2 separate regions of the Mus musculus genome follow, and region 2 is linked to region 1. The links are chromatin loops, found by intact Hi-C in ENCODE. Cell type or tissue: left cerebral cortex. All regions are shown on one strand. Region 1 has its middle 5.0 kb from the start of Otogl. Region 2 overlaps Otogl (otogelin-like).

The links. Hi-C counts contacts between places; a loop is a spot of excess contacts. Peaks named below come from ENCODE experiments on the same cell type or tissue, not always from the same donor. Only the 100,000 strongest peaks of a DNase experiment are listed, where the experiment ranks them.
Region 2: it touches region 1 in a loop (5-fold over the local background); 14 of 42 quality-filtered maps call a loop at or near these places.

What each region holds. Positions count from the first base shown.
Region 1 is chr10:107,916,129-107,918,628 of GRCm38, reverse strand. No RefSeq gene overlaps it. Among named protein-coding and RNA genes, the nearest start is that of Otogl, 5.0 kb to the right of the region's middle. In left cerebral cortex, no CTCF peak of the experiment used is centred here; no DNase peak of the experiment used is centred here.
Region 2 is chr10:107,812,689-107,815,188 of GRCm38, reverse strand. It overlaps Otogl (otogelin-like), which reads left to right. Exons shown (of 58, transcript NM_001177567.2): 30 at 1,120-1,276; 31 at 2,261-2,287. Among named protein-coding and RNA genes, the nearest start is that of Ptprq, 94 kb to the right of the region's middle. In left cerebral cortex, no CTCF peak of the experiment used is centred here; a DNase peak (open chromatin) is centred at 937; H3K4me3 peaks cover 464 bases.

The sequences.
Region 1 (2,500 bases):
TACCAGTATTGGGCAGGACAGTGTGCTTTGCTTAATCCACTAATTTAATGCTAATGTCACCCAGAAACTCAGAACACTTTGTTCTAATACCTACACACCTTGTTATCCCACAAAACTGACACATAAAAACCAATCATCATAAATAAGCTTCTTTCTGTAAGCTATTATTGTGTAGCAATTTCCCCCCAAAGATAAAACATTCATCTTGAAAGAAGCTGGTTAAGACTCAGGATACCTTCCTTTAGGGAGATAAAGCATTCCTAAAACTCAGGAAGTAAACAACTCCAAAGGCCCAGGAAGTCCCTGAAACCAACCAGATTCACTAGCTCCCTCCCCTTCCAGAAGGCTTATATAAATAGGACTACCAAACAACATTTTTCAGACAAGCTCAGATTCTTAGAAGATGTTTGAACCAGCCAAGTTGCCTGGAAAACAAACCAATTCAGTTGTTTGGGATAGATTCAGACCAACTGAATTGCCTCTAACCCAAACTCTCTGACTTCTTGGGCTGTCTGCAAGCTATGCAATGAGTTTCAGAGATCCATCTTTCATGAGTTTCCACTGATGCTGAGGTGGGCTTTTGGTGATGTCTTCTAGTCATTTCTCTTTGTGTAAGTAACCTATTACCCATACTCTTATAAGTAACTTTAGTAAGATCATTGGTTTACCAAGTTAGACTTTGGTTGAGTACTTACTTGTTATTGATTTCCTATCTAGGATGAATAGACATTCATTCATCTCTTCTAAGAATTGTGCTATACAACAGCTATGTTGTCACCAGCAACAAAAATACTAATCAAGTTAGTCCAAGTTAAATGTAAGTTATTGGATAGATGTCATGAAATCAGTTGTTTCTTTGCTCCTTTCAGAGCAACTGCCTCATTCTATTTCTCTTTGCAAAACTCCTGATTATGTTTTCTCATTTAATAACATAAATGTGGATGATAATAGCTACCATCTTTAATTCTGTTTGGGACTACAAAGGCAGGACCCATAACCTTAGGAAAACAAATAACTTTTGTCTCTCTAGGAGACATGTGTTCATTTGATTGAGAACTAAGTGCCTGTACTGGTGGACAAAGAATGTGAGTGCTCTTTTGTTACTGTACCAGTTATCACTGACTTAGTGACTTAACACAATACAAATATAAGTGATGGATCTGGAATCTGAGGTTGTTGTTGCACTTGGCTAACAACAATACACCAGTAGGGCTGAAGCTCCAGAAGAAAATCCATTCCTTTGCCCCTTATAGTTTCTGGAAGCTGTCTTCTTCTTCCATAAGCATTTCACTCTGACTCTTTCTCAGTACTTATCCTCTCTACACTGGGCTCTTGGCATTCTGTGGAATAATCTTCCACTCTAGGAAGCACAGCTGCACCTTTCATGTGTGATTCATCTCCCAGGTTCTTTGAATTAGGACACAGACATCTTTTCCCAGAGAGAACAGCATACCACACCTATCCAGTTGGGAGTTTTGTAGGTATATTGCCAATGGACCAAAGGCTGTGAATGACTGGGAGGAACTGCTTTGTATAAGGAACCTAGAAAGAGTAGGAAAGCAAAATAACATGCCCATGCCATCTTCCCAGATAATCAGCTTCTCTGCAGTGGGCAAGGATGCCCAGCTTTAACTCTCCCTACTTCGTTTTCTTCACATTCTACTTCTTTGCTTTCCAGAGGAATTCAAATCACTATATTTATAATTTTCCTATGTACCTTTTCCCCTACTTGTCTTGCATTCTCTTTTTGTAAAGTCAGATTTATTCATTATCAAAATATAGATGTCTAATGTCCTTAGACTCAATCAGAAAACATGAACTGGGAATCTGTGCATCTGATATGCTCCCTAGGGAATTCCTGAACACAGTTAAAGAGCTGCCACTGTGTTCTAAGTAAAGTTGATAAACTTATCTTGTTAGAAGAGAAGACCGAAGAAAAGCTTCTAAGGGAACTAGGGCATTCTCACTGCAGCTTTTGGGAGATAATGATAACAATTTTGTATGTAACTTAGTAAGAGTCTAATTCAGGCCCAGAGTAGGGAAGAGGTCACATTAAGATAAGGGGTAGATTCTTGGGGGTTTGACCAACTGTTATTTGATTCTTAGGTCACAATGAAGAACTTGGTCTCCTCTGTCATTTTCATGCTGATCTGTGGTCTGCTGAAAAATCTCGATAATGCCATATCTTCAAAGACAATTCACTAGCCACCTTTCCAATTCAGAGCAACTTTGTGATCAAACTGACATTTGACACCATCCAGTTGTTACAATGGCAACCATCATAAGCTAGGTTGCTGGTATTTGAATTGGAATCTTAGTATGATAGGAAACCGTCTAATCATGGCACTGGGGAATCTGAATAGTTTGGTTTTATAATTTGTGTAATATGCTCCAAAGAGGAGTTGTTTTGATGTGCTTTCTTTAAAAAAAAAGCAACTTTTCAGTTATTTGTTTTGAATAATTTTCACTCATAACTAAGCTGAGAAGGAAAGCTGTAATT
Region 2 (2,500 bases), 100 kb after region 1:
TTTTAAAAATAATAAAAGAAGGAAGCTACAGTTTTTGGATATAGCATAAAAAATATCATCACTGTTACCCCCCTCAAAGATATTAAGCACTGTTGACTTTCTAATTCTATGTACATGGAGAGCATTCTTCATTTTAAACAAAACCAAGCCACAGTGAACATAGTACAACCGTAGATGGCAAAGCAGTTGGATGGACGGCAGGAAGATGTTAAAGACATCTGCCAAACGGTGAAGCACTGCATTCTCCCTGCTAATTTAACTTTGCTCAATCAATATGTAATTTATGTTAACAAGTAACAGGTTTATAAATTTTATTTTAAATACCTGTAAGCGTTGACGTGATAGCTCTGTCATAATACCAAGAACTTTTAGAAATTTTAAGGGAGTCCAAGACTGCTTGCTACATTAAGAGCGCACGGATAGGCTAGAATCCAGGTTATTGAAGGGGCCCTCTTTTGAGATTTTAATGCTTCTTAGGGAAGCAGTTCCTTGATAGAGAAGATGGTGTTCATTCTGGACCAGAACTACAGAGTTTTAAGGGTCCTCTCCCTGCTGCTGCTTGAGAAATTAACCCATGCAATGGCACACAACCTAAAACACCTTTAACTGACACAAAACTTCTTCTTTTGTGACACATTGTAGACCCTCTATCTAATTTCATCAGTAATTTAACAAGGGCAATGCAAAGCAAGTGATTAGGTGGAGATCAGACATTTAAAGGAAGCCGCCCGTAGCCACTCACACACCAACAGCGTATTGCCATTTGGGAGGCTAAGAAAGAAAAGCAAAGCACCGAGCATTTAGGAACACAGCGAGCTCCTCTACTGCACGGGGATTATGCCAACAATAATTCAAGGCAGCAGCGCGTTTCCAAAATCTGCCCTAGTGCAGATGCCAAAAGCAATCTGCTATTGTTGTTCTGTTAGTTCTTGGAGGTGGCATTTTCCATTTTCTTTCGCAACAAGGTAGGTCGAGACAATAAGGACTATGTAGGTGGTGGTGTTATGCTGGTGACAGCCTTTGTGACAAATGTGTGCAGCTACTCTTCTCTCAGAGAAGTCTGAATTTAGTCACACTCGGTGCTTATTGGAATCATAATGTCTTTCTTTTTACTTGCAGATTGACGTCACCTCTTTTGCCAAGAACTGCCATGAAGACACGTGTAACTGTAACCTGGGTGGGGACTGTGAATGCCTATGTACCAGTGTGGCCGCATACGCTTACAAATGCTGCCAGGAAGGGGTGCCTGTTCACTGGAGGTCACCCACTGTCTGTGGTGGGTACTTGCATAGGACATCATTAAGGGGACAGCTTTTAAAAAGATCCAAATTAATTGCTATTTTACAGGGGAGTAATGACATGAAACTCGGGGGAACTATAATTAGTTTTAGTTTTCTAGATTTCAGTCTTTTGACAATCACAAACTATCATATGTCAAAGTGAAAAGAACGTTTTAAGTTTTCTGTTGTGTTTGGCTGCTGTTCCTGCAACTTCTCAAATATAAATTATGTGCCATCCTCACAGAAGTTGTTTATGATTCCAATCTTCTTATGCCTGTGAGGTTTTATCCTTCTGATAGATAATAAGGGGGTTCTTTTCAAAGCTCATCTTGATTTCCTTTCCGATTTGACTCCTTAATCATTTCATTTACTTATGTGGGTGGTTAGTCATCTGAAGAACCGATGACAATTGGGACAGTTTCTGTGCTTGGCTTCTAATTTGCCAAGCATCTGTCTTCCTTTAAAATAATGTCATGAGACTTATTTCATTGAAACACATCATCTCAAAAAAAAAGTACCCTTTGAGCAAGACCTCGTTGGATACACTTGTATCTTGGTACCAGATCAGCTGAGGTAACAGTGAGTTTAAAGCTGGTCTAGGGTATAAGTGGGACTTTTTAAAAAACATCAGCTATAACACACGCATAGACACACCATAGACACACACACACACACACATGCACACACTCATATACATATATGTGCTCTCTCTCTCTCTCTCTCTCTCACACACACTCATATATATACATGTATGTGTACATTCTCTCTCTCTCTCTCTCTCTCTCTCTCTCTCTCTCTCTCTCTCTCTCTTTCTCTCTCACACACACACACAATGGCCTTTGCTTGTAGGAAGTTTCTAAATAATGATATCATCCTCCATTATTTTATGTAGTTAACAAATGAATGTCCCTGTGTTGCAATACTAATATAAATAATATTTAATTTATATGCAATTTAATATCTACTTTCCTTTTTTTTAGCCCTTGACTGTGAATATTATAATCAAGGTATGTGATGCTTTAATGAATATTGCTGCAATATTATATCATATATTTTTCAGATAAAACTCTTTGAACAATTTATACCATGAATAAAACACAAATAGTCCAGGAATTGAATGACAAATTTAGAAAAGCTTTTTCTTCTACAATTGATCTAATTTTCTGAGGACTGGTGTTAAAATTTATTTTCTAAAAATAAGTGTGTAATTCAGGTTATTT